Linked DNA regions of Mus musculus: regions 2 and 3 are each linked to region 1. Evidence: chromatin loops called from intact Hi-C (ENCODE). Cell type or tissue: heart. All regions are shown on one strand. Region 1 has its middle 140 kb from the start of Dusp10. Region 2 holds the start of 1700056E22Rik (RIKEN cDNA 1700056E22 gene). Region 3 overlaps Dusp10 (dual specificity phosphatase 10).

Evidence for each region. Hi-C counts contacts between places; a loop is a spot of excess contacts. Peaks named below come from ENCODE experiments on the same cell type or tissue, not always from the same donor. Only the 100,000 strongest peaks of a DNase experiment are listed, where the experiment ranks them.
Region 2: it touches region 1 in a loop (2.7-fold over the local background); 8 of 42 quality-filtered maps call a loop at or near these places.
Region 3: it touches region 1 in a loop (3-fold over the local background); 7 of 42 quality-filtered maps call a loop at or near these places.

What each region holds. Positions count from the first base shown.
Region 1 is chr1:184,168,416-184,176,415 of GRCm38, reverse strand. No RefSeq gene overlaps it. Among named protein-coding and RNA genes, the nearest start is that of Dusp10, 140 kb to the right of the region's middle. In heart, a CTCF peak has its summit at 3,370; DNase peaks (open chromatin) are centred at 3,235 and 5,335; H3K27ac peaks cover 4,226 bases.
Region 2 is chr1:184,030,750-184,038,749 of GRCm38, reverse strand. It overlaps 1700056E22Rik (RIKEN cDNA 1700056E22 gene), which reads left to right and starts at 4,752. Exons shown (of 1, transcript NM_028516.1): 1 at 4,752-5,718. The coding sequence starts at 4,890. The coding sequence ends at 5,594. It overlaps Dusp10 (dual specificity phosphatase 10), which reads right to left and starts at 4,369. Exons shown (of 4, transcript NM_022019.6): 1 at 4,181-4,369; 2 at 1,098-1,949. The coding sequence starts at 1,911. In heart, a CTCF peak has its summit at 4,886 (motif pointing right); DNase peaks (open chromatin) are centred at 1,659, 4,439 and 4,999; H3K4me3 peaks cover 3,800 bases; H3K27ac peaks cover 3,639 bases.
Region 3 is chr1:184,040,363-184,048,362 of GRCm38, reverse strand. All of the region lies in intron 2 of Dusp10 (dual specificity phosphatase 10), which reads right to left. Among named protein-coding and RNA genes, the nearest start is that of Dusp10, 10 kb to the right of the region's middle. RefSeq lists an enhancer at 5,601-7,093. In heart, a CTCF peak has its summit at 3,854; DNase peaks (open chromatin) are centred at 5,952 and 6,412; H3K4me3 peaks cover 431 bases; H3K27ac peaks cover 2,943 bases.

The sequences.
Region 1 (8,000 bases):
ATTGGCAGGAAGCAAGTGGACAGAGGGGAGACATTGGGGGAGGGAAAAAAGTGAACAGAGGTGCTAACAAAAACAAAAATATAACAAAACTGCATGAAACTCACGAGCCTCTAGAAAGGGGACATGCCTTTAATTCACTTGCTTCATTATTCATTATTATAAATGCCAAATCTCAAGCTCTCAATTCACACCTACCTTTTCTAACAGGAGAGCGAGTGACTTTCTCAGATAAAGATGAATCGAACAAATATTCACTAGAGTAAATGAAAAAAAAAGTAAGCTGGCCCAGCCACTTACATCTGAGGATTGTAGCAAATGCCACCTCAGGGTGCTCCGAGGTTCTATATAAATAGGACTGCCAAGTCTCAGTCTGTCTCCTCTGAGAATATATGACAAACAGGACATGTGTCGGATAGATGATAGCACAGAATTTCTGGGCTGAGTGCAAGCATGTTAGTGATTGTCAGCAACACACTGCACACATGTAGAAGCAGAGATGCCATTTCCAAAGCAAACTCATCCTCTGTTGCTTTGTGCCACGAGAGCACACGGTGGCAGGTTACAGTGACAGACTAGGAGTGGACCTATAATGAATGGGGCAAAGAAACCGTAGGTGGCTGCGAGTGCTGGACTGAGCAGTACAACCTCACAGTGCAGCCAGCAGCAAGTGCAAATGTCCAGTGGATGAACTCCAGGATCCCTCCATTGGAGCTTCTTTATGGGGACAGTGGTCACTTCAGAAATAGCACACAGTCATGGCTGATGGATGGCACAGCAGAGTTACAGCTAACATGGTAACAAAAGAAAAGAAGAAGAAAAGGAACAGCGATAAAGTTGATCAATTTACCATTTTGTTAAATTTATGGTTAAGTGGACAGGATGCACAGCACATGATGTTATTTTATTTCACATGACTTAAGACACATTTCCAATCATATTATCTGCACTTCCGGATGCCTCCTTTTAAACAGTACAGAGACTGAACCTTTCCTGATGAGAACGGTTGATGAAGGATGTTGAAATAATCTCACAGGAGGAACGAGCTGAAGGGAGTTCAACAGGAGAAACTACTTCAGAGAAACAGGCCTGCTTAAATTATTCAGAAGAATTACATGAAAAGCAGAAAGCATGAGTTCTCCGTGGCACTGGAGGAGGGAAGGGGCATTCGGATGCACACTCCAGGAAAATACTGAGGTGGCTCAAAGACACATTTCATTAACTGCTAGCTGTTGAAAAGAAACTTGTTTAGGGACTATAGAACAGTCTCCGTTACTGTGGTTCTAAGCATGTTATCAACGGGACAACATGATCATTGAGAACATCTAGTAATGTCTTACAGGATCATACCCAGAATTCACAAGAACTAAATGTGCATTAAAGAATACAGGGCTGAAGGAACTTGGAGCAGAGAGAGGGTTGGGGAACCTGGCCTTCTCCTTCCTTCATGCAAAGGAATATTCATGAAGGTTTTATCAAACAAAAACTTTTGATTCTAGCATGCTCTGGAAATGTAAAATTCATTTTCATTATCCTTAATCAGTTAGATTAAGATATACCACAGCAACTAACAAAGTCCCAGATTTCTGTGGCATGATACAGGCCACACTACATATACCTGACTTCAGTAAAGTGTTTTGAGAACCACAGCCAAGAGCAGGACACCAACATCTTCCTCTGGTCCTCTCCTGCACACACACACACACACACACACACACACACACACACACACACACACACAGTACATTGTGCACTTGTGCTAATGAGACTTTCTTCCCTATTTTGAAACTCGTCACAAGCTGACTTAACCATCAGGGATAGGGAGAGGAAGAGACACTGCATTTTTCCATTCACTCATAGGAGAAAAACAATCTGTGAATAAATGTCTGTGTGTGTGTGTGTGTGTGTATCTGTGTGTGTATGTGTCTGTGTGTGTGTCTGTGTGTCTGTGTCTGTGTGTGTGTCTGTGTGTGTCTGTGTGTGTGTCTGTGTGTGTGTGTCTGTGCGTGTGTGTCTGTGTCTGTGTGTCTGTGTGTGTCTGTGTGTCTGTGTCTCTGTGTGTGTGTGTGCTTCCCTGTATGTGAAGCTATCCAAGCATGTAGAGAACAGAGAACAACCTCTGGACTCATTCCCTCAGGCACCATCCACCTCCATTTTGAGATCAGGTCTCACTGATGGGAAGCTCGACAAGCAGGCTAGAAGAAGGTGACCAGTGGGAAAGGGTCTATCCACTCCTACAGGTTACAAGCAGGCCACCCCATGCCTCCCCATCCTCGGGGACTTTTATGTGGCAACGTTGTGAGGATGAAACACAGGTCCTCATGCTGTGTGGCAAGTACTTCACCAACAAAGAAAAAAAAGGTTTTAATGAGAAATAACGAATTCTGATTCAATTAAAAATACATTCAAACTTTCACAGAACAAAACATCTCAGGAAAAGCGGCACCACTTCCTCTGCTGGGGCTGACTGTCCCTGCTGTGAGCGTTCTCTGTAGCCCCAAGCGGCAACTTCTCCTTTCTATGCTTCAGTTTATATAAAACAAGAGCAATCTTTCTGTAGTTCAAGCTTATTTTGATTCAATGCCATGATACAAATGCAATTTCCTATAACATTCCAAAAATCACAAAAATGCAATGGATAACCAATGTTCTCATCCTCAAACCAGTTCCCCTGCGTGTTAGATACATGTTTTTCTGTAATTGTTTTAACGTCTTTTTGTACAGTTGAGTATCCTTTGAGCTATCTCCCGTGTTTTCTAAAGAAGTTATTAAAAGTAGCTGTCCTCTTCCGTGCCACAGAGGCAGACAGAGGCATGAGACCCACAGAGAGTATTCTGAGGACGCCCAGAGCTGTTACTTGTTTCAGAAATAGTCCCAGCTCCTGACCTACACCATGGCATTTGTCTCTTCCCCTCCCCCAACCTTTATTTGGCTCTTGCTTCCATTCCAATCACTCTACAAATGTATTGGCAAGAACAGAGAGCAGGGTACTTGTGATCTATATGCGTAGACCTCTTGACAGTCTATTAGTAAAAAATAGCTCTAGTTCACTGTTGTGTCCCCATGAGGGGGGCACATGAGCGAGATTGGGCACACGATCCAGCAGGTTTGATCCACAGGCATCCCAGATGTTCCCAGCACCTGTGTGCTGTGTGCAGATGGTTGTGTAGTGAATGTGGCACCCAGAAATGTGCACCCAGGTCCACTGGCATTCAGCAAGGGGGATTCCCCTCTGCAGGAACTGACTGTGACTTGGAAGGTAGAGTGGAAAGTCTGGAGGCACAGGTCAGAGACAGTATGAAGTAGAGATAGCTCCCAGGGCTCTGCCTGCCAGCTCTGCCTCCCTGTGGGAAGGGCATGTGTGACACAGAGGCCACCAGAGTGTGAGAAGGGTCCTGCTGAGGTGAGAAGAGAGTGCATGTGCCTACATTCAACATATGAAGTCAACATTGGCCAACATAACCAGAAAAATCTACTAAAGACCCCACAGAAGTATCCAAGGCAGAATTTGTAGTGACTTCTGTTAAGAGACTTATACATCCAATTTGTGGAGGGAGGGTGAAGCATAAAATTATATAACTAAGAAAAAAACTACAAGACAATGTAAGTAACAAATTGAAATGCAGAATTACAATGAAGTAGAGTTCAAAAGTGGATCTGAATTATTGAGCAAGTTTTCATGGATAATTTACACTGTGGCCTAAAATTTGTCGCTCTTACGTGATTCCGGTGTCTTCTACTCCTATACAAATAGTTCATGTTTAATTGTTATGATCCCTTGTCCTTTAGGCAAACCAGTCTTACAAAAAGTATCCTGTGCTCTGATAATCCCTGCCATCATCCCAGTTTCATCAGGCTACTGAAGGAGGATCCCTTGAGCCTGTATTCCAGGCAAGCCTGGGTACCATGACAACATCCTACCTTTAAGAAGAAAATAATCAAATTCCCAGCTGCAGAGTTTTGTCAAAGGCACAGATATTCGAGATTAGTCCCTACAGCCCACTTCCATATGCCAAGAGTGGTGGTGCACATACACTTGTAATCATGGAGCTGGGGAGGTGGAGACAGTAGACTCCTCGGGCCTGCTGCCCAGCCAGCCTTGCCTAATTGATGAGAGATTTCATGTAAAAACAAAAAACAAAAAACAAAAAAAGCAAAAAAAACCAAAATAAGATAGGCAGCTATCTGAGTAATAACGCCCAAGGTTATCCTCTGTTCTCTGAATGAACGTGCTTACACATGCACCTGAACACACACACACAAACACACATTCCAAGATGCAGAAATAGATGAACACCACCCCCTCCCCCAAAACAAGCAGACCCTTTTGTAGAAAAATAACTAGCCTAAAGACTAAAGCAGAAGTCTCTTGGGCAGAAGTCTCTTGGAATGATTAAGGTGACACTATTTTGATATTGACATTCTATCGTCTGTAATTCCAAATGATAGCCAGGCATCAGACTGCCTGATCCTCTTGGGTCTTTAGCAAAAAAAAAAAAAAAAAAAAAAAAAAGCCGTCTTAGCAGTGTGCCAGTTCCAAACTGGGTTATCAAAGCGGGGAAATGATTTGGAATGTGTCCAAGGGATAGCACCACTTATAGGCTCCCACTGTGTAAGGCCTGCCCCCGCACACTAGGACAGAGCACAGTAGAACTTTCTCAAGCTGCCACCATCCTTGGGGACAGGACAGTCCCAGCTCCATCGACTGCTCCCTGCTCCTGGATTCTCTGATTACATCAATGTGAGCGACTCATTCCAGCCTGGGTAGGAAATGAAAAAAAAAAATTCGTTTAATGACTCTGGTTTTGAAATTCATTCTGATAAATCAACTCCTGCAGAAGAGTGTTCCTCTTTCATCATGAAAATGGAACCCAGGAAGGGGACAATGTTTTATTTTCTCAAGGACAGACTGAAATCCTAATGTTTCTAGGAGTTTCCCAAATAATCACAAGGTCACACGTAACAAAGGCTGACAGGAGACACTCGCCTGGGACTACTGAAAAAGACAGCTCTCCTCCAGCCAGATGGGTCTGTCCCCTCTCCTTCCCCCCTTTGGAAAAAAAAACTCCATATTAACACTCTTTGAGATAGTGCAAATTTATTATTCTGACCAAAACTAACTGATTCTTCAAGGAGCTTAACACAGCTGTCAGTGTGGGCATGGGAGTTACTGTGTTGAAATTCTGTTGCTGACAGTGAGTGTTCACAAGGTGAGCATCTATTATAAGCTGGGCTTGGGACCCTTCCTTTTCTCAGACCTATTTTTAGTGGACTCATGTGATACATGGCCCTTGCACCTGTCAGCAGCAGGCTCAGCCAGCAGCTACCACCGGCCTGCCTGTGCTGTTACTGTACTTGTGGGCACATGAGGTCACCTGGGTTGGGGCTAGGGCTATATGAAGATCACTGTGACCCGTGGCCTTCAGACAAGGACACCCATGCTGCATGCTCTTGCCCAGCAGCTCAGACTCAAACTCTGACTTCTCGTGGCAGTACTTACAACTGCTTTCCAGGAAGGAAAAAGGTTTTCCAGTTTGTTATTTAAAATAAAAGTTGACAACCATGCAATGAATGCATAACCATACACGCATTTATGTGCAGTACACATGGAAGATTTAAAATGATGTGCAAACCTGACAGGTACAGGCTAGACAGAGGAGGAGCAGAGAAGGCTAGAGAGATTCCTGGAACCTTCACCCCTCAAACTTAGGTGTTGCTTAATTTTTTTTTTTTTTTGGTTTTGTTTTGTTTCATTTTGGTTTGGTTTGGTTTGGTTTGGTTTTTAGAGACAGGGTTTCTCTGTGTAGCCCTGGCTGTCCTGGAACTCACTTTGTAGACCAGGCTAGCCTCGAACTTAGAAATCCACCTGCCTCTGCCTACCGAGTGCTGGGATTAAAGGTGTGCACCACAACGCCTGGCTGCTGAAAGTTTAACAACTAGAATGCCTCCATTGTCACTGTGAAAGTTTTTTTTAAGCTGCTGCTGCCAAATCTGATTTATATTATTGTTTTAAGGTTAGAAAAAAAAGGTGAGAAAGAGGAGGACTGGAGAAAGAGAAGGACAGCAAGTGACAGGAGAAGGAAGGAAGACAGAAGGGAGGAAGAGAGGAAAGCAGGGAGACAGGGGTCAGGGAGGGAGGGAGGGAAGGAAGATGAACAAAGAGAGAAGAGCCGAGGTGGTGAGAAGAGAAGGCTTGCATGTTCAAGAGTCAAGTTCATACTCTCAGTGCATACATCATTAGAAACATATATAATAAACAATGTCAACAAACAAACTTATAGCACTTTGTAAAATGGCATTGCACAAATACTATAGTATGTAGAAGACTGCAAAGCAACTTGGCCTTACCAGCAAATCAACTCTTCACCCAACCAGTTAAGGTTCAGCCCTCCTTTGTGCCTTTTCCTTTGCTCACATTCTTTCCTCTTTTATAGGAAGCAAGGCATAGCAGAAGAAAGAGGGTGAGAGCACCCCACACATACATGTACACACAGACACACACACAGACACACACACACACACACACAGAGACATACAGACACACAGACACACAAGGACCATTGATACTTACATCTCTGAGTCTAGCACTTCTCTTGAAAGCATTATTAGGGAAAGGAGGAGATTGTAATCTGGGTACCAGCTGGTTTTTGAGATCCCTTCGCACATGGATTGTGTACAAGTCAATCTGAAAGCTGCAAGAGGTACACAGGGAAAACAGTCAGAACAGCAGCTATTATTTACTGAGAGTTAATGTGCTTCTAATGTGCTGAAAGAGCAGCCTGCATTTCCCTCTCACATCATCCCCACAGAGCAGCGAGAATGATTTTTTTTTCCATGTCATTTGTTTTAGGGAGCTTGGAATAGACCCAGAGCCTTATGCATACTAAGCCCACGTTTTACCATTGTTCACTCTCGGCTACTGCAAAGCATAGAGACATGAGGGAGCTTCCTCAAGCTTGTGAAACATAGTCTGAGCCAGGGCCAGAATTTTATTAGCCTTGACCACATAGTCCAAGCTCTTAGCTGTGAACACGTGGGCCCAAAGGGGAACCTCGGTTATCCTGTGCAATTTACCCACATGGAGAAGTTGTGTTAGTCTACTTCAGAAATCACCCAGGTACTCTGTGAGGTTTGCAGAAGGGTGGTACCAACAGATATTAGACCACTTTCCCAAGGATGATGAACAGACAGCTGCCCATCACCTGTCTTGATCCCATCCCAGAGACAGCTGTGCTAGATGGTCCAGCATGGGATAAATCTATCCATCTTGCTGAGAGTGAGAGTTGTCTCAGCCGTCCAGAGTTGTCACTAGGGAAGTTCATTTAAGGTTCTAGGAACAAAAGCTCTAAATAAGGACTTGCTATGTGCCAGGAAGGGGCTCATAATCTTCACATTATCTCCTGCATGCCCGCCCCTCCGGATCTATATGGCTGAGTCATCTCAATCAGAATTGATGACCCATGGGATATTCTGTCTTAGAAATGTTTCTGTTGGTGGTAGCCTCTGTACATTTCTCCTGTTGTTGTGGTTTTTTTTTTTTTTTCCTATATTGCTCACGGTGTTTGTGCAGCTGCCTAAGAACTAGATATGCAATCAGGGTGGTGCAATTAGATGCATTTCTTATCATGGAAGGAAGAAAATGCCAACTCAAATTTGATGCAATTTTCAAATGCTCCATGATACAAAATGATAAGTTCACTTAATTGATGTGATCTTAATTGGAGTCACAGGGGAAACTAAAAGGCACACTGAGTTCGGTTGTTTGTGTTTTTAATAGCACTGTTTGCTGAGATTGGACCATTATCTCCCTCTGATTCCCCAAATGATGGAGAGTTTATATTTCTGGAGTTTAATGAGAAGGGAATGCCATGGTACAGCACTTTTTCCTAACTTTTTTCTGTTGTGCTTTTGTTCTTAGAATATTTGGATTTTTATGGGCTGTATACTAAAGCTGAGCCACCATGGAAAGTCCTTAAGACAACTCTGTTCATATCCCAGTGATT
Region 2 (8,000 bases), 140 kb after region 1:
AGACAAATCCTAGATTGCTTCCCTAAGCAGTCGGTCCCGTTAAATGGGAAAAGTGTTCAAAGGAACTCAGCACCACTGATAATCAACCACTCTTTAGTGCTGGGGTTGGGACACCCCACCCCCTCCCACCCCACCCCACCCCACCCCACCCCACCCCACCCACCATGCACACAATGGCTCAAAATTCGAAACGAAGATAGTTATCACTCTCCATCATGACTAGGTAGATATTATCAGAAGAGTAATGCTCAAAGCCCAAAAGGACAAAGATGAGCAAGTGGACTGTGCCCATGGTCAGGACAACACTGTATGTTAGAAGCTCAGAGAAGACTGGGTCATCTATTCCTTTTTTTGGGGGGGGGGGGGTGTCCAGTCATCAGTTATTCTACACTAGGGGAAAATGATGTATGACTCCTTCTAGGGAAGAGACAGAAGCTAACTCTTGTCAGGTGATACCAGGAAGGATGGTTGTAGGCGGTTCACATCTCTATCCCCTGCAGCTTCCTCAGAGGAATGGATGCATTTGGAGAATTCACACTTTCAATGAGGCTTTAAGATAAAGATGCATGCCTTTGTTGAAGATGACTAGAAGCAATAAGAACATCAAGACAATCAGGTGAGAAACAGCAAGAGTTTCTCCCACAAAGTACTGGCACCTGTAGACGCAGCTTCCTCTGATCCATCGACATTTGTCAGGCCTTGAGAGATCAAAAAAGTTCCAACCCACTCGAGGACTGAAACAGAGCTACCAGAGAAGGCATGGCTTGAGATACCATCTTGGTTGTACAAAGTGCCTTTTGCAAACCATCTCAAGTAAAATGTCATAGGCAACCCAAAGTGGCAGCCAGATCAAAGCTGGGACTCAGATCTTATATCAATTCATTGCTACTTGGACTTTCTTAATGTACCAAGAGAGTAAGAAAAAGTTCGAAGTAGAGACAAGAAGACAGGCTATTTTATTTTGGTTCATGGTGCCTTGGGGTTAGAAGAAGGCTGCCACTTGTAAGAGAATCTCATAGGGAAACCTAGCTGATCAGGACATTATTTGAGGAAGGAATGTGGGGGGTGGGGGTGGGGAGGGAAGGGAGAGTCATTACCTTTCAATACCAGGGGTTCTTTGCCTTCTCTCTTCAGGGACTCGAGGACTATGTGAAGTGGCTGGGATGGTGTCACACGGCTCGGCTCATTGGTATTCTCATCATAAACTATAATTTCTTTGGAAAAGATCCTCTTGAAAGAGTCTTTGCCTTCCCTACAGGAAATCAAGTCTAAGACAGTGATCTTGCCCTGCTGCAGCCTTCGCCGGCTGATCTTATCGGCACAGTTAATGTGGACAGCTCCTTGGATGTGACTCTTGTTGTACTCCATGAAAGGCCTGCAATCGATGATGACGGGACCCTGGCTGGGCAGGTGACTCTTGCTGCATTTGGTCATCTTCTTTGCCAGGTCATTGGGGTAGATGATCTTGATGCTGGCTAGCTGCTTGGGAGTCCCTGACACAGGGCTGCCCACCCCACCCGATGGACTTAACACAGAGCCTGTGTTTTCATTGTTGTTGACCATCTGGTTAGCAGGGCAGGTGGTCGAGGTTCCTATGGCGGTGGTGGCAGTGCCTGCAGCAATGGCTTGAGTCTGGGCCTGATGATCCTTGTCGTAGGTTGCCACAGTGCAGCAGCTAGTGCTGCTGCATCCGCAATTCAGGGAGCGGGCAGAGCCGCTGGATGAGGGCATATACGTCAGATTCGCAGCCTTGAGGGTCACAACGGCGGTGGCAAGGACAGGAGCGTGGCTACCACTACCTGGGCTGGCAGAGCCAAGGTAGCTTGAGTCTAAACAAAGGTTGAGATCCTGAGGTCGGACAGGCCTAGATAGTGCCACTACTACCCTGTCGTCTAAAGGAGATGGAGGCATGAGGAGGCTGAAAACTGGCAATTCAAGAAGTCAAGAGTCTGGAAAGAAGGGGAAGAAAGAAAAAAATAAAGTCACATGAAAACAAAGCCAGTCTCATCCAATCCCCGGGGGAAGACCTCTGCATATCTCTGAGCAAAGTCAAAGTCCTTCTAGGTGCCCTAGGTTGTGATACTATCAAAGGCTAAAATTCACTTTGATCTGTTCAGAGAGGATGCATACCTGAGGGGCCCCATCCATTCTGATGCTAAGTCAAAGGTTAAAATTAGACTTGACATTAGAAACGGTAAGAGACCTCCTGTCACATAATGTTAGAGACATGCATCCAAGTTCAGCCTTAGTGGAGGTAAAGGCACAGAGGCCTGAAAAACAGTGAAGGCAGACAGGGAGGCTCTTAGATTTATTCTGAGCCTCCTCTCCTGTGCAGAGAAGTCTATTTCACCTGTGATGGATGCATCTGTCCACCCTGGCATGTACTGTATTTCATTTCTTTCCCCAGAGCCAAGGCAAAGAGACAAGCAAGAGCACTGTTGGAGCTCACAGAGATGCACGGAGATGCTTGGCAGCTAGCTATATTTACATGGGGGCTGGATGTTAACCTTCTGCATATCAGAAGGAATGTGTCTCCCTAAGTCAGCCTCCATGGCTAGGAGCTAATCTTCCTTTCCATTCTGGTGGGTCCTTTGAAAAGCTCAACGTCATCCTATTCAGAGCTCACATTAGACTCTTCCAAATCAAATCAAGCCATTACCACACACACACACACACACACACACACACACACACACTTACACTACGAATAACTATCCAGAAACCAAGTTTCCAAGGAGTCAGATCTAGGAACCCCACCCCAGGCTGACCCATGGCCCGTTCCTCTGTGACCCCACTCATCCTTACACTTCTCTATGCTGTGCCCCTAAGCAAAAAAGAGCATGTGTTTCATCTGGTCATACAGACAGACTTTGCATCTCCACTGGAGTGGCAACTTTGTAAAAAATGTTTCAACCCTATACTGATATTCTTCTTGGAAACAGTGTGGATTCCAAGAGGGCAACCTCACTCGTCCCTTTACCACAGTTAGGCTAATTGGGAAGCTCAGACCTAGAGCCCACGGGGGCTGCCTTTGCCTCCTCCAAGGGTGCCTGCAATGGATCACTTTCCTCCTCCCGGTAGGCACAAGGCCACCCTATAACATAGCAATTCTGACTCCTCTACTAGAGAAATCAAACCCCAAGCAAGAGCCACTCATCTAAACGAACTTTAAGAGCTGACTGGAAAAACATCAAGGATCATCGGTCTATTCATGACCGTAACTGTTCTCTGAGACCGAGCCAAAGTGTCACCAGCAAAATCCACACACGCGCACCCAGGAGCACGTCCCCACCCGTGTAGGCATATCCCCACTGACTCGGGTTTCTCTCACCCACCTTTGGTTGGGAGCAAAGGATCAAACCTTCTGCCTGCCTCCCTCCCTCCCTCCCCTCCCCTCCCCTCCCTCCCTCCTTCCCTCTCCCTTGCGTAGTATTTTTTTTTTCAGAGCGAGTACTATTCCAAAAACTGTTAACTGTGTCCCAGCTGGAACATGAATGCAGTCAAAGTCTTTGCTATTTTGCTACCTGGTAAGGGGACATCCAGGATTAGTAGCCTATTCCCTAGGAGGAGAACCCGGGAACGACTTTCCAGAGACACAGGCTGGGACCGGTACCTCTTCACTGTGCTGCTGCTCACACACGGGCACAGAGCGCACTGAGATCTGCATCCTTGCAGCAGATAGCTCCAAAGCCAGTCTGGCCCGGGAAACCTCCCACAAAAATAGCACGAACCCCCTACCCCCTTTCTCGCTAATCTTCCTTCCACCACTAACAGGGACTGAAGAAAAACCAAGTGCTTAAAGAATGCTCCTTCCCCACTCCTGGGGCACGTAGCATCCCTATTCCGTGCCACCACTGAGCATCATGAGCAAAGCCTTGGGCTTTGAAAACTGCCATAAAGCATCTTAACCAAACCAAAACTCATTTCCCCTCTTCATCCCAGGGCAAGCAGAGCCAAAAGACTAAACCTTAGGATCTTCCTTACCTGACGTAGGTCCGTCTCTGTCTCTCTGACACTGTCTCTGTCTCTCTCTCTCTCTGTCTCTCTGTCTCTGTCTCTCTCTCTCTCACTCACACACACACACACACACACACACACACACACACACACATACACACACACACACACACGGAACCCTCCACCCTCCGGCTCTGAGTGACCCGTGATGTCTTCCACTTACTTCATCAATAAGCGTAGCCCTCTACCATCTGGCGCCCGCTCCAGCTATGCGCTCGCGCAGTGCGCCCCCATTCACTCAGCTTCATTGATCCCCAGCAGCAACACAGAGTTACTTTCTCTTTTGCTACAGCGTAAATGTAAGCTTTGGAGGGGGCGGGGTTGCCTCCGAGCGACGGCGCGATACGCCAATGAAGACCCAGAGGCTGCCGCCCGCTACATCACAGTGGTCTCTGACCAATAAGAAGCCGAGGAGGGCGGAGAAAGGGGCGAGGCCTCGCCTTGGGAGGGAGGCCGGCTCGGACCCGCTAGTGGGTTTGGTGTGTTAGAACGCGCGGGTGGTGATGTCATTGGCAACCAATCAAAAACTTAAAAGTGCTAGCCCGGGCCCGCTTGGAGCAGCGGCTCTCTATTTACATGTAAACCTAGGCAGCAGGACGCGGTTAACCCTTCCTGGGACTGAAGTGTCAATGGCTTGCTCTGGTCGCTCCGGCTGAAACTGGTTCTTCTGACCCTCCCCCGCCCCCTGTTGAGGACATCAGCCTCGCGGGGTCTCCATTCCGCCTTTTGACTCCAGGTGGAGTGTCCATCCAACTTTCCCCAGGCCGGAGACGACTCGAAGCCGGGTCCCTCCATGGCTGTGGCTGCGCCGCGCGGGACGTGAGCGTGCACAGGGCCGGCCTCCCCGCAGCCCCGCTTGGCCCGGCCCGCAGATGTCGCTGCCCCTCCGGCTGCCCTACTGCTCTCCCGCGCGGCGGCTGCGCGCCGTGCTCTTGTTCCCCTACTTCCGTGACCCTGTCACTCCTCCGCCGTCCCCAACCTGTTCTCAGGAGCCCGACTCCGATCCCGAAGGCGGCACTCCGGAGAGCTACTCGGAGGAGGACGCCTGGCTCTGTGAGAGCAGCCACTGGGGGCCGGTGTTGAAGGGCAGCGTGGGCGCCGTCCCGCAGAGCTGGGCGTGGCCGGGCCCTCCGAACGCCCCACAAGCCCCGCAGCCCAGGCACCGACCTCCTCCCAACGCGGTCCCCGCTTCTCCCGCGGCCACCTCCCCCTGTGCGATGTTTTGGAGCCCGCAGTCCATCCGCCCCCCGGTGCTGGGCCGCCCCCGGCCCTCAGTGGCGCAGGGCCCTCGGCGAGCCAAGGAGCGCCAGCCTGGAACAGCAAGCGCCGGCGGGAAGGAGCCAGAGCTCGGGTTGAACAGCCAGAATGAGCGGCGCTTGAGGAGCATGGAAGGGCCCACGCCAGCTCTCCCGATTCCCCGAACTTTGTCCATCAGAGGGGTCACTACTGGTCGGGGTATGTCACCGGTGAAGAGAAGTGGGAAGCTGAGCAAGCCTGCTAGCGCCTTGCCAGAAAAATATCAGGGAAGGTACAGAAGAATGACCCTGGAATTCAAAGGAGTGGAAAAGCCCAGATGAACTGTGATGAAGTTGCGTTAAAGAATCCTAAAGCAATAGAGCTTTTTATACCTCCCTACCCCCTCAGAGAGGAAGACCAAAATGTGAAGTAATTGAAGTGGAATAAAACATTATCAGCTCCGTGGCAGGTTCAGATGTCCTTAATGATGGGAGGCGTTTGCTTTAGGCCCCAGACATTCACCATTGCTGTTGATCTAGGATCATAAGGTGTCCAACCATCATCACCTTCGCTGACTAGCTCTGTCGATTCAGCATGATCTCCCTTGAGTTGAGCACTTCTACACAAGTGCACACTGGGGTTGGAAAAGGATTTTCTTTAGCCCCATTCTGTCTACACACCCAAATACACAGCACCCACACCCGAATGTCTGCACACGAGTGTCCAGGTCGCACCCTTTGGTCCTTAGATCTTTGAGGATTAGCAGGATCAGGCTAGTGGAGGAGGTAGGCTGTGCGCATTTTCCGTGGAACCCAGAAAAGAATTTCCCAGAGCACTTTTGTAGGTTATCTATATCCCTGAATATTTACTGCTGGGGTTCCCATTTACGGTTTGAGTTCTAGGTATTAGGTCTGATGCTTGTCTGTCCAGCCACATTTGCTGTGTTCATCACTGTGTACATTTGTAAACAGCAAACTCCCGTCCTTGCTCCGAAAAAGATGAAAAGATGCTTGTGGAAGTGGTTGGGGTATAGTAGAGCGAGGTTCTCTATTGACCGAAGGCTTTGGGAAGGTTGTGTTTGCTTTAGGCTGGAGGAGCCTCTGTCTAAAGGTACTGACAACCTGTAAATTGTGATTCACAAAGCCTGATGCCGGCAATGTGAGAAAGAAATGTAACTCATTTAATGAGATGATTATTATAGTTTCAGACTAATAAGTTATAGTAATTCTGTTAACTAAAAGTCTGTCATCCAGGCTGAAAAATTGGGAAAACTGACAAAATTACTCATCAATCAAACCCGAAGCATTGAGTAATTTCCATGTCATTAACATATGCATGGTAATTACCAGCCATTAACATATGCTAAAGATCCGGAGGCTTTTTAAATTAGGCAGCAGTTTGAGTAGCTATACTCAAAGAAGTCAGATTCCAGGTAGGTTTTTCCACTCACTACTCCAGGATGCTTTTGTGCCAAGGGAGGTGATTTCAATTACTAATTTGGAGTCATAATGTAAAAATACTTTCTAAAACTTAGCCCTTAAGTTTAAATGTATGGGATCAGTCAGTCAGCAAAGGGCCATGAACACAATCGGATACCCAGGAACACCTTGCTGTTTAGTTTTTGTCCCAGAGAAAGAGTAAAGCCTCTTTACTGCCCTTGGGCCACGTAGTGCACTTATGCTGGTCTGTGACTTTGTTGCTACTGAAAGGAGCATAGAGTTTCTACCAGATCCTTGTGCTGTGTGTTAGAGCTGAAGGACAAAGCTAATTGTGGCCAAGATCAGAGACAGAAAACAGACTGATACAGGGCATGTTCAAGAGGTTAAGTCAGGTGCTTGGTGGCAGAATGGTGAGGTCTTCAATAGCCCTGAAGGCCAAGATAGATTCCCGGATTCGGTTAGGGAAAGGGAGTTTGGCAAAGTTAAATCCCCAGGTAAGGTGGCATTCAATCAGCAAATAGGGAAGGCACTGGGGAATAGAAAGGAGGAAGTAGGAGATGAAGTCCCAGGAGTACGCCTGGGAAATACTTCACAACCCTCGCCAGCCTAGACCTGGGCTAGGAGCAGCCCCTGGAGAAAGAGGCCACGAAGGTCCACTCGCATGTTGAACTTCAGTCCTCAGTGTGATAGTATTAAGGGATAGACACTTGTCTGAGGTGGTAATGCCATGAGGGCAGGGCCTTTGCAGATGGAACTGGGAAGGGAATTATTGTGTCCTCTCTGCCCTGTGTATATGTCGTGTTCATTTCTTCCCAGTTACACGGTGACAGTGCATCTTGGAAGCAGAGGCTAGGCCCTCACCAGAGGCCTTAATCTGTCTCCTCAGACTCAAGAACTCTGGGAAGTGAAGTTCTGTTTTTAACTGCTGAGACTGAATTAGTCGTCAGATCTTGCACTCTGTCATTAGGAGTAAGTTGTAGCCCTAGAGGCAGGAGTGTTTATCTTCACTACTACCTGTAAGGAGCAAACATTTGTAGTGTAGAATGGTGGCCATTTACATGTGACTTTGAACACCTGAAATGTGATTGGTTGGAACCAAGACACATCAAGTCTAGAACACACATTGGATTTTGAAAACCTGTGAAACACATAAAGGATATTATGTCTGTGTTGCTTATGTTTTTTGATATACTAGGTTTCATAGCATGTCATTAAAATCAATTTCACTCATCTTTTAGTTCACATGTGACTAGGAGAGCGCCTAAGATGATTTATTTACTCCATTTTTGCTGGATGACACCATTCTGG
Region 3 (8,000 bases), 130 kb after region 1:
CTTGGCCCCATCCCTTGCCCCCACCCCACGTGAACATCGTCATTATCTCCATTCTCACAGCTGGGGGAACTGAGGCACAGCAAAGTTCCCTTGTCCAAGTGTTGAAATGACAAGATCAAAATTCCAAGTCATCAATCCGCCCTGGAATCTTGTCTCCGAGTGACCAACGTCCACTTCCTCTAAGAGAAAAAGTCTATTTATAATAGGAAGGACGAGTATGTTATAAGGCAAGGCAGAATCACAGATTCACCAAACAGCCCAGGAGGGTGTGGTGTGGTGGTGCATGACTGGGGCCTCGGTAGACAGGACGTCGTCGAAACACAAGGACATCCTCAGTAACTGAATTCAAGGCCAGCCTGGGCCACATGAAACCCTGTCAAAAAGACAGAGAATGGAAAAAAGAAGACTTGGAGTGGGGGAGGGAGAGTGAAGGGGAGAGAAGGGAGGAGAGGGACCTGAGATGTTTGGGGTGAGGCGATACCTTAGGCTTTTGAGTTTCCGAATTTCCAATAGGTGAAACTGGGTACCTGATCCTGCCTAAGAGCATGCTACTCCCTATAACAGGCTCCTGAGGTCACTTAACTACCTACCCCCTCCAACCCCTCGCAGTATCTCAGGCCAGACAGAACAGGAAAGGAGAGGTCAAAACCCAGCAACCAGGCAACAGACCGATGGTGGGTCTGTGGGCTTGTCTCAGAGGATTCCATTTCTCAAAGCAAAACGAAGGCCTACGAGACAGCCAGGAAGGATGGGAAATGTGTAATTAACATCCCAATCCCCACTAACTAGACTGCAAAAGCCAGAGATGTGAGCACTCATGGATGGAGTCACCGGGACCAAGCACATCTTCTGCTGACTCACTCTTCCTAGATTTACACCTGCCTTTCTTCTCCTGCATCTAGCTCCCACTACGGAGAGTGGGATAGATTAATACATAACACCTCTACCTCTCTACTATTAAGGTTCCAGACATTTAAATATATACTAACAACAAGCTCCATCATAAGATGCCCGGGTTCACCGTGTACCAGGCCAAAGGCCTGAATCTCTGATTCTAAGCCACCGGTATTCTGATGACACAAGACACTGACAGTACGGAAATGCTTCCTAAATACCAGAAATAACATCACCATTTTCAAAGGTTTCTCTAATTGAATTAAACTAAAAACAAAACAGTCAGAAAACCCAAAACTTCTGACACATTATACATACGTTAAAGTTTCCAGAGTCTGAGACACAACCCGGGGTTAAGATCACTTGCAAAGTCAGCTTTAAGGACAGAGCAGGACACTCTTCTTAAAAACCAATGGAATTTTCACTTGAAGACAGCCAAGGACTTGGGGGAAGGGAAGTTGTATTTAATGGGATGCACCTCCAGGACAATGCACTCATCAAGGAGACCCAAGGCCCATCTTTAAATAGCAATGTGATCAGCCTGAAAGGTGCTTAGACTTGAAATCAAAAGATCAGTTTTTATGTCTGCCCATCTTCTGGGTCCTCCGCTACTGGGCCAGGTGCTCCTTCAACAAGCACACATCCCACCCCTGGGCTTTCCTGCTCTTTTTTTTTTTTTTTTTTTTCCTGAAGTCAACGACTGGAATGGTGCATTAAAATATCACATTGAGAGAATCGTATGACTCACTCTTTTCAAAATCTTAGCATTAAAAAAAAAGTGATTTCTTTATAAGCATGGAAGTACAAAACCCAAGAAAATGGTCCGTTTTTCTTCAGTCACTGTCCTCCATGAAGTCTGCTCTCGGTTTCAAGAGGGAACCAGTGAAAGCAGTCTGGAACTGAACCCTTGCCTGAGGGTGGAGTCTGCAGCTGTCACCTGATCCCCAGGTTACGACTGCGCTCCTCCTGCTGCCTCCCTCCTGCCACCCCCCTCGCCCCCACACCTCCTGGCCCCTCCTCCCATCTGATTTTTTTTTTCTTCTTCTCTCTTTCCAGTAGCAACATCTGGTACTATTTAGTGCAGTGGTTGGTAGTGGAGCTCAGGGCCATGATTCAAAGGGTGTGAAATGATTCCTTCCATGGAATGAATAAAATAGAAGGTATTGATCTGGGCAGCAGTGTCCTACCCCTCACAGTGCTTACTTCAGACACAAGGTAAAGTCACATGGGCCTGACACCATCCCTGGATCAGGTGTGTTTCTTCTACATACTTGATATTAGGAGTGGGCAGCAGATACCCAGTGGGATTCTACTCCCTGGGTAAGACAAGAAGCAAAGCCTTTCTGGAAACACAAAGAACAGCTGGACTCGGTTTGTTTTTCCATGAAATTCAAGACTGGGGTGGGGCTGTGAGGCGGCTTTTGTCAAAAATAAAACATTAAAGAAGTCAGATAATGTATTGAATCTACACCAACTTTCTCTTTGTAAAGGCACTTTTACTTTACCAGGGCAGAACATGGACTGATGGTTTGCTAGGGATGTGTTTGGATGCCCAGCTGACAAGAGACAGACCTATGGTAGGGTCTCTCATCTGGTCAACTTGACTGGATTGAAACTCAGTAGGAGTCATACCTCTGATGTGTCTATAAGAATGCTGCAAAAAGTTGTAAGGGTCCTGCCTCCTAGGCTGGAGGTCCACTCCAAGTTAAAGAGGGAGAAAGTCTGGTGAGCCCAGACAAGAGTAAGCATCCTCATGGCCTTGCTCAACATGATGGGCTTTCCCCATCAAACCCTAAGCCAGAATAAAACCTTCTTCCCTTAGCCTGCTTTCCACTGGGAATTTCAGCACAGCAGTGGGAAGGGTAGCAAAGACTTGAGAGGGCACTGCCTTTCTCTCCTGTGTAAGTTTCAAGCAGGCACAGCGGATTTCCTATGCAAGGACAAATCACCCTTCCTTTTCTTTAAGCTACATAAAATACGGGTCTTGCCGGTGAAAGGGGAATACAGATTTGCTAACTGTTAAGTAATGATATCTGACATAGATATATTCCGAAAACAAACATAACATGGAGATTTTGTTCTTGAGTTCTGGATGAAAACATCTACAGAAAACAAAAACAAAAACCCTTCATGATTAGAAAGCACTAGCAAGCTGAATGCAAAATGTGCCTTCATTTACTTTACAATAAAAGTTTGTTTTAAGGCAGGGGCTCAGCCATCAACAAGAGGCTTTGAAAATAAATGGCCATTCATTGTTTGTTCACCTCTTTAATTTTTCTCAATTAGTAAGATCACATAGCACATATGGTATATGGTAAATGTAGCCAATGGAAATTTACCAAAGAGGGGTTATGAAGGGACCTAAAATCAAAAGGAAATAAAAGTGTCCAGGCATGCGAGTGAAGGATTACTTGACTCGGTTAAGTTGAAAAGATGCAATGTGGGTATCGCCGTTCCTGTGGGGCTGGGCCCCAGGAGAAAAGCGAGAAAGCAAGCATCTCTCTCTGCTTCCTGGCTGCAGACACCATGGAACCCGCTGCCTCACGCACTGGCCACCACATCTTCCCTTTAAACTGTGAGTACCAAGAAACCCTTCCTGGCTTCTGGCTGGAGCATCTTCTCACAGCAACAGCACAAAGAAACTCATACAGAGAAATTTCATCCTATAGGGGAAAGAGCAAAGGCTTTGGAACCAATGAGAACTGTTTTCATCCTAGCCTCATACCTCAGAATGGTCCTTAAAATATAAATTTTTTTTAAAAAATTAAAAGATAAAACAAAACAGGCCCAAACCTAGTCTCTGAAGCACCGTTTGAGTGGTCTGTTTACTTCGTGTGCCCATTTTGCCCATTTCCTCACAAGGGACACGAGGTGAAATTAAACACAGGTCTTGTTCCTATCAGAAAGATGTCCAAACAGTTGAGGCTCAAATGACAAAGTTCCACTCTGCTACACAGGGGGGCCCTGTCTGCCACAACTGCAGAAGCAGAAAGAACATGTGATATTTCCCTTTCCATTCAAAATGATACATCGTTCCTTTGCCTACTGCAGCCCTGGAAAGAAATTCTGTAGGCCCTTAGTGAACGTCGAGAAAACTAGAAACATTCTTGAAAAAGAAAGCAGAGAAAAATGGCACAAAGATACTTAGCAGAATAACATCTCCTGAAGATAAGCCATTCTCTAAACAAGCTGGGGGTGGGGGTGGGGGTGGGGGTGGGGGATGAAGAAAGCACAAGCTCACCAAACACTGACAGAACACAGTCTCCAGACTCACACAGTGCTTCACACACCACACACAGACGGGACTATTAGCAGTGATGCGACCTATGGTCTAACCTCTCTACCCACCAGTTTGTACTCCATGATGCTACCTGCCAACGAGCTGTTAGCATCTGAGATGCTGAACTGTCTTTTTTTTTTAGCTCGTGGCTCTGGGGATCAAGCCCAGGCTCTTGCACCTGCAGAGCAAGTACTTTCCATGTAGATAGCCCTTCCCCAACCCTTTATTTGGATGTACCTTGGCATTACTTTTTAGCTCTCCCTTAAAATATTAGGTTCCTAAGAAAATGGGATTAAATCGATGCTAATAGTTGGCCCATATTCCAGGACCTAGGTAAAATCTCGACCATCAGGGACGGCTTTCCAAAATCCTTTGACTTAAGTCTATTTTATTGTTGTTGTTCTGAATAGAAACCTGAAAACCAAAAAGGTACTAGTATTCAAAATGACTACGTGTATTATTTTATTTCATGTCTTACACTATACATGGGAGGCTCTGAGGTAATAATGTACCACACATACATCAGTCTATAGCCCTAACAAGACCTATTTTAGCACAAAGGACCAAGGCTCTGAAATTAATCACGCGTGTGACCTTGGATTAGTCATAAACCTCTCCAGGCCTCATTTCCATAACTGCATAACGAGCTCGAACTAGATCAATGGTTTTCCAATTTCACTGTGCAGGAGAATCATTTGGGGAGCTTTTCAAAATCTTGGCATGTGTGCAGGTTGTACCTTAGACCAAATGAATCAAAATCTTTTGGTGGGGGGGTGGGGGGGGGGCGGGGCAGGGGAAGGAACCTGGGCACCAGAGAGTGTCAATCATCCACTAGTGACAGCATAGAATCAACAGCCTTCCAGAATTGATTAGAAGACCGCTCTGAGGATCAGAATTTCTATCCTTAAGCTGGACGTAGTAGCACTTGGCCATAATTTGGCAGCAGAGGAAAGATGACCGTTACAAGTTCCAGGCTGGCCTGAACTCCACAGTCACCCCCATCTCAAAACAAACAGAATATCGTTAAGTGTGTAGTTAGTTATTTGGTACCAAAGTGGATAAAGTTGCCTAAGCACTGTCGTGTGGCCCTAATTTACACTCAAACTGCTCTCCAGGAATCTTGGAGAATGGAGATAACTGCTGATCACAGCCAACAAGATATAGAGAAACACGGCCTGCTACAGAGGCCTCCGCCCAGGAACCTCTTCTGCCCTCGTGATCTCATCAGACCACCTGATGGGTTGGCACAAACAGACTAAGCGGGGAAACACCCAGTCACCCTTCTCCCGACTCATGCCTCCTGGAGAAATGTGCTTTAGAAATGTAACGAGGAGGACTGCTTTCCTGTCAGTTTCTCGGTTTGCAATCCGTGACTACTACCCACCACACTGTCAAGAGTTTCCTGAACTCATCTTTGACAACCCAGCTGGCTGATCCCAGTTCATTTCAACCCAGTTTGGCTCATAGATCTGACCTGGTAATGATCCAGAGTCCTGGGTTCAGACCAATTTGCCCTTCCCCTCTGTTTAAGCAGCGAAGCATCTCAAAGCCATAGGGGCTATATGCACTGTAGTGTCATGGAAAAGCTACCTATGAGGAGCAGAGGGGTAAGAATAGGGATGGGAAAGGGGCGGGCTCAAGTCCCTTTGTCTTTCACTTGGATTGCAATGAAGGAAGGAGGGCAGGCAAGCCTGTAGTCCTTCGGGGGGAGCATTCAGGACCCACTCAAATGAGCAAGCATCAGCTCCTCTTCTTCCCTCACACTCCAGCTCCTCTCTGGCACTCAGGGTTGCAGCAGCCCACACCCCTCCTCCTTCCACCTACCCTTTTATAGTCAGACTACAATCCTCCTTCCAAAAATAAATCCGAAGCGAGGCCAGAGAAGACAAAGTTGAAAAGTTTTAGACTTTTGTTATCCTATCCAGGACATTAGCTGGACAGATTTATCATCCCATTTTCCTAAGCTCCCCTACAAATGAATAATTCTAGGGTATGCCCAAATTACTCAGCCCCTTGACCTAACATGTTTTTGCAATTACTTGGCACAACTGTATGCTACTTAAATTAGGTAACAGTCATCAAGTTATTTTTAGGCCCTAGCAACACACACACACACACAGAGGCAGGCACACAGCTAGACCGAGGTTGTTGTACCCCTGGGAGCAAAGAGGACAAACTACCTTTTGACTGACACATTTCAATGCACAGAAATATTGCTGAGCTCGGTGGAGAGGGTGCTCTGCCGAACACTCTGCAAGCCTCCGCTTATTGAATTCCTGAGTGAACATCCCAAGTGCAACACCAGTGCTGCGCCTTCTTGTGACCAGTGAGGAAGCCAGAGAACTAAAGGCTTAGGCAAACTTAGGCAGCCTGCCCAAGGACACTGAATGGAGGGACCCAGTGTCCTCAGGCCTGCTGATCTGCAGTTCTCCCTACATTTCTCTGCTTTTTCTTACAGATCTATTTGGAATTACAGTTACAAGAATAAAATAAGTTTGCAGTGTAGATGTGTCTTACAAGAGCAGACAAAGCAAAGACGGATATATTACTCCCCCAGAAGAAAGCAGACAAAGGAGACTTTCCCAGGGTCTCTAGTTTCCTGGCGTAGCCATTCGCTGTCGTGAGAGTCGGTATTGCTTTCTAATGAATATTTCAGAATCTATTTTAATTAAGAGAAACTGTTAGACCACATTTGCTCTTTATTCGGGAATTAAGAGGAAGGTTTGGGAGCTCCGGGTGGGTATATAACATGAACTTACATATTTTTACTTTCATGCCGTCTTTACAGTGAAAATAGTTCAACTATGTTTGCATATTTTAATAGAAAGTATTTCTAATACGAAAATGCACAGTGGAGATCAGGGGGAAGTTTTTAGTGTAAATCTCACTCCTTTGCCTGACTTCTCCCCTCTGCATCAACCTTTCAAAGCTACTTCCCTGACCGTCTTTTTCATCCTTACCCCTACCCCCACAACCCCTTCAAAAAGCCTCTGGTATAGAGCAGAACTCTGGAAACCCAGAGCAGACAGTCTACCATTGCATGTGAGAGCATGCAGCAAGTACAGGCCTGGACTCTGACATAACAATTGCACAGGCAGAGACAGGCCCTGAAACAGGGTCTCCAGGAAGGGGAGGGAGGCCTCTCCTGAGACTCAAGACCCAGTCACTAACAGTGGCATTCCACATTTGGAGAACACTCCTGGGCAGGTATATGACACTACATGTTTAACTTGGGGGCAAAAAAACAAAAAAATGTCTACACCACTCTGTAAAATACTCCCAGCTCAATTAAATATATAACACTAACTCTAAACAGTAGACTATAGCATAAGACATAAAATATTTCAAAAACAAGGAAGGGAAGGCCAATAGGTGAAGCATATACTTAATCTGGTTGGGAATAAAGGGGTTCACTTTGAAAATTGTGATCATAACGGTTTAAAGGCCACGGCTACCAAGAAAGAGTTGTAGAAAACATGCCCTTCCCACATATATAAAGGACAAATAAGTTCCCTGACCCCAGTGATGTGAAAAAGGACAGATGTGACAACAGAACAGCACCTCTCGTCTTAGAAGGTCAAGGACTGTCGAGCCTTGAGGTTGGAGAGCAAGTTACAGATGATCACAACAATCAACACTGGTTGGGAAAGGTTACAATCCTTTCAAAGACTGAGTCTCTAAAGAGCTATTCATGTGGCTCACTCAGAGGAGGTTGACCAGAAACAAGGGCCTGGTGCTCTATATCCTTCAGTGGGTAAGAACAAGCCAGAGACTACACCGTCTCAGACCTAGGTCACAGCGGGGCGGGGACTATAAATTAGAACAG